Regions from separate parts of the Homo sapiens genome. Here region 1 is linked to region 2. The links are chromatin contacts, found by Hi-C or POLR2A ChIA-PET in ENCODE. All regions are on one chromosome and are shown on one strand. The core of a region is the stretch at or near the end of the contact, and the rest is flanking DNA. Distances in the headings are between cores, read along the strand shown.

Region 1 (4,776 bases), core at 907-3,406, 330 kb before region 2:
CGTCGTCAGGCTGTCATTGAAAATGATGGTCATCAAGGCCTCACAGTGAAGTGGGAAAGGGCCCACAACATTGCAGGTAGAGAAGAACCAAAACTAGGGGCAGTGGGGAAACAAACTCCAAAATGGCGCATGAAAAGATTAGAAAGAAATACACCAAAATGGCAATGAATTGACTGTCCCTGGCTGCTGGGGCCAGGGGTGATTTTCTTTCTTGCTTTATTTTTTTTTCCAAGACAGAGTCTTGCTCTGTTGCCCAGGCTGGAGTGCAGCGGTACAATCTTGGCTCACTGTAACCTCCGCCTCCTGGGTTTAAGCAATTCTCCTCCCTCAGCCTCCAGAGTAGCTGGGGTTACAGGTGTGCACCACCACGCCCGGCTAATTTTTGTATTTTTAGTAGAGATGGCGTTTCACCGTGTTGGCCAGGCTAGTCTCGAACTCCTGACCTCGTGATCTGCCCACCTGGGCCTCCCAAAGTGCTGGGATTACAGGCATGAGCCACCATCCCCGGCCGATTTTCTTTTCTTTCTGCATTTTGGTATCTTTCTTTTCTTTCATTTTTTTTTTTTTTTTTTTTTTTTTTGAGATGGAGTCTCACTCTGTCGCCCAGTCTGGAGTGTAGTGGCGCCATCTTGGCTCACTGCAAACTCTACCTCCCAGGTTCACACCATTCTCCTGCCTCAGCCTCCCAAGTAGCTGGGACTACAGGCGCCCACCACCACGCCCAGCTAATTTTTTTTTTTTGTATTTTCAGTAAAGACGGGGTTTCACTGTGTTAGCCAGGATGGTCTCAATCTCCTGACCTTGTGATCTGCCTGCCTTGGCCTCCCAAAGTGCTGGGATTACAGGTGTTTTGGTATCTCTCAAAATGTCCACAACAATATTTTTTTTAATAAACAAAAAGCAAAATAGATGTTTCTTCTTAAAGTTTGTAATAAGCCAACTGCATTCTAAAGTGTTAAATAAAAATAAAAAGGAGGAGGGAGGTAAGTTGAAGACAGACACTCAGGCTGATAAAAGCAGAGGGCAGGCCAGGCACAGTGGCTCACGCCTGTAATCCCAGCATTTTGGGAGGCCAAGGCGGGCAGATCACTTGAGGTCAGGAGTTTGAGACCAGCCTAGCCAACATGGTGAAACCCCATCTCTACTAAGAATACAAAAATTAGGCCGGGCGTGGGGCTCACACCTGTTATCCTAGCACTTTGGGAGGCCGAGGTGGGAGGATCACAAGGTCAGGAGTTCGAGACCAGTCTGGCCAACTTAGTGAAACCCCCATCTCTAATAAAAATAGAGAAAAATTATCCGGGTGTGGTGGTGTGTGCCTGTAATCCCAGCTACTCGGGAGGCTGAGGCAGGAGAATCACTTAAACCCAGGAGGCGGAGGTTGCAATGAGCCGAGATCGCACTATTGCACTCCAGCCCAGGCAATAGTGCGAGACTCCATCTCAAAAAAAAACAAAAATTAGCCTGGTGTGGTGGTGGGTGCCTGTAATCCTAGCTATTTGGGAGGCTGAGGCACGAGAATGGGTAGAACCCAGGAGGCAGAGGTTGCAGTGAGCTGAGCACTCCAGCCCGGGCGACAGAGTGAGACTCCATCTCAAAAAAAAAAAAAAAAAAAAAGCAGAGGGCAGATCGTGGGCACCCCTCATTACCATCTCAGGGAAGTGCCAGGCCTGCTGCTGAGAAGCCAGGCTGGAGACCCTCTCAGGCTCTGAATCCCAGGTATTGTGTCCTTCTTCTTTTTCTAAACCCCAGTTGTTTCTTTTTAAAGATCGACAAAACTTCTTAAAATGTGAACAAGAATTGGCAGCAGCCTGATACCTCCCCAGGGCCCTGTGTGGACACTGGGTGTGCAAGCCTGGGCCCCTGCCCCTTGCTGGATGAAACCCACTTGGGGCAGGTGTCCTCTCTGGACTTTCTGGGCTGGGCTTTGGGACTTCCCCTGCTTCCTCCTCAGTTGCTCAGCCCCAGCTGGGATGGTGCCACACCTGGAATCTTGGGATTTTCCCTCCACCAGGCAGGACCCTGACCCTTCCTCTGACTTGTAGATTACATCTGGTTTGTAAACCTGAGTCACGGCAGAGAACACACCCTGCAGTTGTCACATTCCTGCACACTGTCCCCTGGGTGACCCAGTTGTGGTCACAGCCTCAAATGCTGCAGTTGCTAGTTTCCAGCTCATCATGGAAAGGGCTGAGTCCTGCACAGGCAGGGCTCCCTGGGCACTGGGCCAGCCCACACCCACCTCCCCACTGCCAGCTACTCTGCAGGGCTGTGACATTCCCCAGCCCTGCCTCCCAGGCACCTGGTCAGGAGAGCCTTCCATCCTAGCATCCCAGGGCCCACGCCTGCCCATAACCCTTCTCTCTCTGACCCAAAGGGTCTCGCTCTGTCACCCAGGCTGGAGTGTAATGGCATGATCATGGCTCACTATAGCCTTGACCTCCTGGGCTCAAGTGATCCTCCCACTTCAGCCTCCCCAGTACCTGGGACTATAGATGTGTGCCACCATGCCCAAGTAATTTTTTATTTTTTAAATTTTTTGTGGAGATAGGGGTCTCCCTATGTTGCCCATGCTGGTCTCAAGCTCCTGGTCTCAGCCATCCTCCTGCCTTGGCCTCCCAAAGTACTGAAATGACAGGCATGAGCCACTGCACCCAGCCTAGAAGCCACATTTTTTTTTTTTTTTTTGAAACAGAGTCTTGCTGTGTTGCTCAGGCTGGAGTGCAATGGGGCGATCTCGGCTCACTGCAACCTCTGCCTCCCGGGTTCAAGCAATTCTCCCACCTCAGACTCCTGAGTAGCTGGGGTTACAGGCACCTGACATCATACCTGGCTAATTTTTGTATTTTTGTAGAGACAGGGTTTCTCCATGTTGCCCAGGCTGGTCTTGAACTCCTGACCTCAGGTGATCCACCCGCCTCGGCCTCCCAAAGTGCTGGAATTACAGGTGTGAGCCACCGCGCCCGGCCATAGCCACATTTTAAAAAGGAAAAAGAAATAGGTTAAATTAATTTTAATAATGTCTTATTTAACTCAATATATCCAAAATATTTTCTTTCCACCCATGTAATCAATATAAAACTATCAATATGGATGACAAAATAAAAATTTAAAATTAATAAAACATCTTAAAAGTTTTTCAATACGACTAGCCTCATTTCAAGTGCTCAATAGCTATGTGTGTTTGGTGGCTACTGTACTGGACCGTGGAGATCTAGAAATATCCAGATATTAGCAATAGGAGGGATGTGCGGAGAAGGGAGCCAGAGATTGAGCAACAAAGTGGTTTTAAGAATCTGGGAGCTTGGAGGCTGGGCGCAGTGGCTCATGCCTGTAATCCCAGCAGTTTGGGAGGCCGAGGCGGGTGGATCACCTGAGGTGAGGAGTTCAAGGCCAGCCTGGCCAACATGGTGAAACCCTGTCTCTACTAAAAATACACAAATTAGCTGGGTTGGTGGCGCATGCCTGTAATCCCAGCTACTTGGGAGGCTGAGGCAGGAGAATTGCTTGAACCTGGGAGGTGGAGGTTGTAGTGAGCCGAGATTGAGCCACTGCACTCCAGCCTGGGCGACAGAGGGAGACTCTGTCTCAAAAAAAAAGAAAGAAAGAAAGAAAAGAAAGAAAGAAAAGAAAGAAAGAAAGAAAGAAAGAAAGAAAGAAAGAAAGAAAGAAAGAAAGAAAGAAAGAAAGAAAGAAAGAAAGAACGAACGAACCTGGGAGCTTGAAGGAAAGGGCAAGAGAGACCTTTCTGGGATTCAGAGGCTGAGGGCAGAGCCAAAGATACTGAGGAACTGACTGGGGAAGGAAGTTAGAGGGCGTGCAGTACAGGGCTGGTGCAGTGACTGTCATGAGCCAGGTGGGGGCAAAAGAGAGCTGCTCTGGAGAAAAGACTGGGGCAGACCCAGAGATTGAAGGGAAGGAAGGTTTGTTTGTTAGGTGCTTTTCCTCTGGGCCAGCTATAGTTGTAGTCTGGGGCTTTCAAACCAGAGACTGTAAAATGGAGGCTCAAGGGCACCTAGGGATGATCCTGGCTGCCTCTGCCCATTCTGTGCAGCTAAAGGGAAGTGGGTACCCAGGCCCTGTCAATGGGGAAGCCAGACTGCCCAGGGCTGGGCCTGGACTTTTGCCTGAGAAAGGGAAGAAAAGAGGGCTGAGTTTTAAGCCAGATTGTGGAAATGGGCGAGCATTCTTCCAGTGTTTAAGTTCTAAGTAATGACTAGGAGGAACACCAGCGTTATTCTTTTCGTTGTCTAAGGGGACCAGAACAAGGTTAAGACATTTAAAGCCCTAAGTTCTGAAAATATTATGGCATCCCCCTCCCCCAATATCCTGCCATGAAAAAAAGTTTCAGGAACAAAGTTTTGGGTTTCCATTTTTGAAATATCAAATTCCTTCTGCTGGGACTCTTAAAACAAAACCTAGAATAAAGGGCTCAGAAGTAGCCTCAGAAGAAGTTTTTCTGTCCTGCCCTCCCATTTATCAGTCCAATTCTCCTTCAAGGCTAGCCATAAAAACTAGAATTCCCCTTCTCCAAGGCAGGGCACGGAGACCAGAAGCCCTTTTCCCCAAAGCCAGCCATAAAGCCTAAAAACATTGCTTTAACTTCCCTCTGCCTTTCTGGGTAAAAAGTGGCAATAAAGAAATTATCTGACCTACTTTGTTTGAGTGTAGGTCATAAGACCCCCCCTTCCAGAGAGGATCTTGCCCCATACCCAGAAGGAAAAAATGCTCAGAGAGCCCAAGAAGAGTCTACACAGACAGGCTTTGCTGTTTTTC
Region 2 (5,215 bases), core at 1,332-3,831:
TGGGCGGATCACCTGAGGTATGGTGAAACCCCATTTCTATTAAAAATACAAAAATTAGCCGGGCGTGGTGGCGGGGGCCTGTAGTTCCTGCTACTTGGGAGGCTGAGGCAGGAGAATCTCTTGAACCCAGGAGGCGGAGGTTGCAGTGAGCACAGATCTCGCCACTGCACTCCAGCCCAGGCAACAGAGTGAGACTCCGTCTCAAAAAAAAAAAAAAAAAAGTATCCCAAGCACAAAAAATACAGCATTGTTCCTTCCAAAACACCAAAGAATGAGTATCAGAAATGCAAAGTCCCCGGGAAAAACCCATGACTGAAATACTGAGGACTCTCCTAAGTCAGTTTCGACTTGCACTGTGTGACCTTGACCTAACATACAACTTAGTCACCAAACTCGGTGACCACCTAATAAAGATAATAACACTCATGTTTCTGTTTTTATGGGGGCATCTTAAGGATCAGCAATGGATCAGATGTCAAAGCACTCTGAGCTTCTTTGGAAGAAAGGCAATATCTCAACTGCATTATTACCATACTTTAAGTATGAAGTTTAAAACATGCATATACTCTCCAATCCAGCCTCGGCCCCTCAGTACTTTATCTTAAAAAAATAACCAAAAAATCGAGTCCTTAAAAATCCAGCAGCAGGGAATGGCTAATAAACTATGACACACCCATATAGCAGCATGTATTAGAAACTGTGCTATAGGCTTGGCGTGGTTGCCTGTAATCCCAGCACTTTGGGAGGCCTCGGCAGGCGGATCACTTGAGGTCAGGAGTTCGAGACCAGCCTGGCCAATATAGTGAAACCCCGTCTCTACCAAAAATACAAAAATTAGCCAGGCATGGTGACGGGCGCCTGTAATCCCAGCTACTCAGGAGGCTGAGGCAGGAGAATTGCCCGAACCTGGGAGGAGGAGGTTGCAGTGAGCCGAGATCGTGCCACTGCACTCCAGTCTGGGCGAAAGAGCCAGACTCTGTCTCAAAAAAAAAAAAAAAAAAAGAAAAGAAAAGGAAAAAAAAGAAAAGAAACTGTGCTATAATAATGGCTACCTTTAGGTGGTAATGACAGGAAAGGGGCTCAAAGGAGCCTTCTGGGATGATGGAAATTTTCAATATCTTCATTTGGCAATGGCGGCACAAGAGCAAACATATGAAATTTAAGATCTGCACATTACGCTGTATGTTTTTAATATTTTAAAAATTATATTGACAAAGATTAATCATTAATGATTTAAGATAATCCTTCTGATAGGAAAATAATGGATAAACACAAAATCAGCAGGGCAGAAAAACCATAGACACAGTAAGTCCTCAATTCCCTTTAAAAATGAACTCACAGCCGGGCGCGGTGGCTCAGACCTGTAATCCTAGCACTTTGGCAGGTTGAGGCGGGCGGATCACCTGAGGTCGGAAGATCGAGACCAGCCTGACCAACACGGAGAAACCTCGTCTCTACTAAAAACAAAATTAGCCAGGCGTGGTGGCGCATGCCCGTAATCCCAGCTACTCCGGAGGCTGAGGCAGGAGAATCGCTTGAACCCGGGAGGCAGAGGATGCGGTGAGCGGAGATCAGGCCATTGCACTCCAGCCTGGGCAACAAAAGCAAAACTCCGTCTCAAAAAAAAAAAAAAAAAAAAATGAACTCACAGGAAAAAAGAACGGGACGGCACCTACAAAATATTGAAAGCAGTGGAATTGCAAACGACTTAAAATATTATAAAAGCAATACAAAATTATTTTTAGCCCAAGCGCTGTAGCTCACGCCTGTAATTCCAGCACTTTGGGAGGCCGAGGAGGGAAGATGGCTTGAGGCCGGGAGTTCATGACCAACCTGGGCAACAGAGTGAGACCCAGTCTCTACAAAAATAAAAAAATTTTTTAAAAAATCATTACTACATCATAAAGACTCAACTAACAACCCTCCCTCAATGAAAAGGGGAGAAAAGCTGACAAAAGCTTAAAAAAAAAAGGACAAAAAATAAAAGCTAGTGGGAAAACCGAAGCTCTCAACGTGTATTTACTCAAATGACTAGAAGAAATACTGGCATATGGTGTAAGAGAACTCTTCCTACTTGGGAGCCTGGGAAAAGTGTGCCAGGTCAGCTAATTTGCGGTCTGACTTGGGGCACGACACGCCCCCTCTGAACCTCAGTTTCCCCATCTGTAAAACGTGTACGCTGCGCGGGATGTCGTCGAATGCCCCTTCCCGTCCAAAGCCTGCGCTTCTCGGTAGGAGAGGCAAGGAGCTCTCCGCCAGGGAGACGCGTCCGGGACGGTTCGCTGAGCGGAGCCGGCGCGTAAATCGGGGCTGCAGGGCCCGCAGGATACGGAGCGCGACCCCGACGCCCCTCCCCCAGCAGAGCTGCCGGCAGCTGGCTCCAGGCCCACTATTCCCTCACCTCGGGCTACTGCCCGGGGTCCGCGTGGCTCCAGGCCTGCCTCTCCGGCTCACCTCTCGGGAGACCAGGTCCTGCTCTAGCGGTTGCTTCGCGTGCGAAAGCGCCCCCGGGCTCGGCCCGGCCCCTCCAGATTCACCCCGGCTCAAGCCCGTGGGGCACCGAGAACAATGGACGGGAGAGGCCCGCCCACCGCCGCGCTCATTGGCTGCCGAGAACGGCCCTGGAAATTCTGCCTTTCTGTTGGTGGAGACGGCACCCAGCCGGGCGGCAGGAGGGAGGCTGGGCCCAAGGCATTGTGGGAGATGTAGTCCGCCCGGAGACGAACCTGACCGCGGTCCCCGGAGTAGGGTTTGGGGCTGACAGCCTGGGCAGTGCCTGCGGACCAGAGGCAGGAAAATCCGCAGACTGACCGTCAGAAACCCTGTGTTGGCTAGAGCTGTAACCCGAGACAAGCCGTTTCACTTATCTAAGGCCTCTGTATATTTGTCTATAAAAAGTGAAAGTTGGATGGCCGGACTTGAAGGACCTTTTCGGCTGCGAACCTTGTGGCAAGGAGTATTGTTAGGCACCCTCGACCGGCGAGAGCGGACCCTGGGCAGGAAGGGAATCCATGGGGGAACAAATCCTCATCGCCCAAGCCTGGCGCCTTTCCCCCAGTTTGCAGCTGTACACATGCACCCGGTCTTCGCACACCCCTTTGTTTTCGCACGTGGTATTCCTGTGTTTGGAGGAACGCCCTGCCCCGCCTCCTCTGCCGCGGAACTCCCATTCTTCCAGCTTCTCCTGGGTGGAGCCTGCCCTGTCATCACCACCTCCCCAGGCAGAGACACCGCCCCTAGTACACGTGTTGGACGTCCCCATTTTATTTTTTAAATATATATATGTATGTATTTGTATATATATATATATATTTATTTATACACACACACTCACAGACAGGATCTACATTTCATAGAGACAGGGTTTCCATATGTTGCCCAGGCTGACCTCGAACCCCTGGGCTCAAGCGATCCTTCCTCCTCAGCCTCCCAAAGTGCTGGAATTACAGGTGTGAGCCACCGCACCTGGCTGACGTCTCCATTTTAGTACTGATCACCGGGTTGCTTACTTGTCAATCTCAGTATGGGGGAAGGGAGGGTGCCCGGGTGTGGGAGGTTGGCCTCCATCTTTGTGTTTTACGGCTGGCGCTGTTGAAGAAACGGCTGCCCCAACCCTGCTTGAAAACAGGTGAGAAACTACCTGGAAACTCAAGCGGAAAATCTAAAAATGGAGAGAGACACCCTTAATGGTCTGTGATAGAATAGTTATGTATGTTTGCACTGAGCAATTACTGGAGGCACCTGCAATGAAATGACTGCTTTTTTTTTTCCTCCTCTGTCGCCCAGGCTGGAGTGCAGTGACACGATCTCGGATCAAGTGATTCTCCTGCCTCAGCCTCCCAAGTAGCTGGGATTACCGGCGTGCGCCACCACACCTGGCTAATTTTGCGTGTTTTTAGTAGAGACAGAGATTTCACCATGTTGATCAGGCTGGTCTTGAATTCCTGACCTCAGGTGATCCAGCCGTCTTGGCCTCCCAAAGTGCTGAGATTACAGGCATGAGCCACGTGCCCGGTCCTTTTCCCATTTTTAAATTGGATTTATTTGTAAGAGCTCTTTGTATATTAAGAAAATTATCCCTTTGTCACAGCAGTTGCTACTCTTTCTCAGTTTGCTGTTTGTTTTCTGCTGGTTTATTAAATATAGAAATTTGAAATTTTTTTGCAGTCAAATTTGTTAATCTTATCTTTTTATAGCCTGTGAGTTTTGTGTTAGAAAGTCCTCTGCACCACTCCAAAGATTATGTGAAATTCACCTGTTTTTCACTAATTAACCTCTTGAATCCAATTACAGAGATGCAAAGTGAAGTTCAGCTAGTGATTCTTATCCAATACCCTGGTAGCATCTTTATTATCCCAGACTGACCACATGCAAATAGCACCACCTCCAGGCCAGCCTGAGAAGTCTGCACTAAGCCCCTGGATGCAGAATTCTGGGCCACCACCCCTCCAAGTGATTTTTTTTGGGATGACATTGTATTAAAAAAGATGGGTTTCTCCATGTGTCCATCCTTACCAGGAATGGAAATTTACACAAAAAGGAAAAGATGCAGGGGAGGCTGGGGATGCACAGATGGAACTTTCCAGCAGCTCAAGCGTTTATTTACCTCTGTTCCTAACCCATGTCAACCCTTGACCACAGAACTGGCACTAGCTTGTCACTGGAGAGTCCTAAAGAAGCTGTCTCCTCTGTGTCTGATTCTGGGAAGCTGGTCCTTGCCAGTGTCAACTATCCTACATGAGACAGAGAGAAAGTCACATTTAAGACCAATTCATGGCATAATGATCCTACTGAGAAGGGCCCTGGTAGCCAAGCCAGTACCCTAAGACCAGCCTGCTACATCGAAGCAAGCCTGGAAACACAGCCAAGTTCAAGGTTGCTCCCCCAAGAGAGTCCTTTCTCCATTGGCCAAACCACAAGGGTGAGAGAGGCTCTGTTCCACCAGAAAGCATTCTTGGTTAAAAGCTTAAGAACTAATCTGGCTAACTTAAGTAAAAGGGACTTACTGAAAGACTGTCAGGGAACTGACAGAGTAGAAGGGAGCTGACGAATCAGGCTTGAGAACAGTTAGGAGCCAAGAGACAAAGAGGAAGTCCCCAAAAACCACAATAACAGTCTCTGAGCAGAAAAAGTTCAGCTTGCCTATCCCATGACCTCTGGTGGTACTACAGCCATCTCTGTTTCTCCGCCTTTCTCACACAAATTCTCCCATGCA

The links. Hi-C counts contacts between places; a loop is a spot of excess contacts on that map. ChIA-PET counts read pairs that join two places held with the same protein, here RNA polymerase II (POLR2A). Pooled maps may share reads with other maps.
Region 1: a loop to region 2 is called in a map of body of pancreas, with 3 times the contacts of the local background. The contact joins the enhancer-like site here to the promoter of ZSCAN2 in region 2. A Hi-C loop is called at or near these places in 51 of 168 maps with a recorded cell type or tissue (Calu3, GM11168, GM12878 and 31 more), 17 of 37 single-sample maps with no recorded cell type and 36 of 50 pooled maps. POLR2A ChIA-PET finds 5 or more read pairs at or near these places in 7 of 52 experiments (A673, B cell, CD4-positive, alpha-beta T cell and 4 more).

The regions. Positions count from the first base shown.
Region 1 is chr15:84,927,456-84,932,231 of GRCh38, reverse strand. All of the region lies in intron 12 of SLC28A1 (solute carrier family 28 member 1), which reads right to left. Among named protein-coding and RNA genes, the nearest start is that of SLC28A1, 45 kb to the right of the region's middle. RefSeq lists an enhancer at 4,106-4,165. Within about 2 kb of position 2,156, at least 6 of the 41 ENCODE cell types and tissues checked have a DNase peak (open chromatin) inside an H3K27ac peak, as active enhancers do; they include body of pancreas and right lobe of liver, where a contact is called at or near this core.
Region 2 is chr15:84,598,375-84,603,589 of GRCh38, reverse strand. It overlaps ZSCAN2 (zinc finger and SCAN domain containing 2), which reads right to left and starts at 2,581. Exons shown (of 3, transcript NM_181877.4): 1 at 2,455-2,581. LOC105370947 (a long non-coding RNA gene) reads left to right here. Exons shown (of 4, transcript NR_186225.1): 4 at 3,787-4,156. RefSeq lists enhancers at 1-166, 2,684-2,733 and a silencer at 2,214-2,363.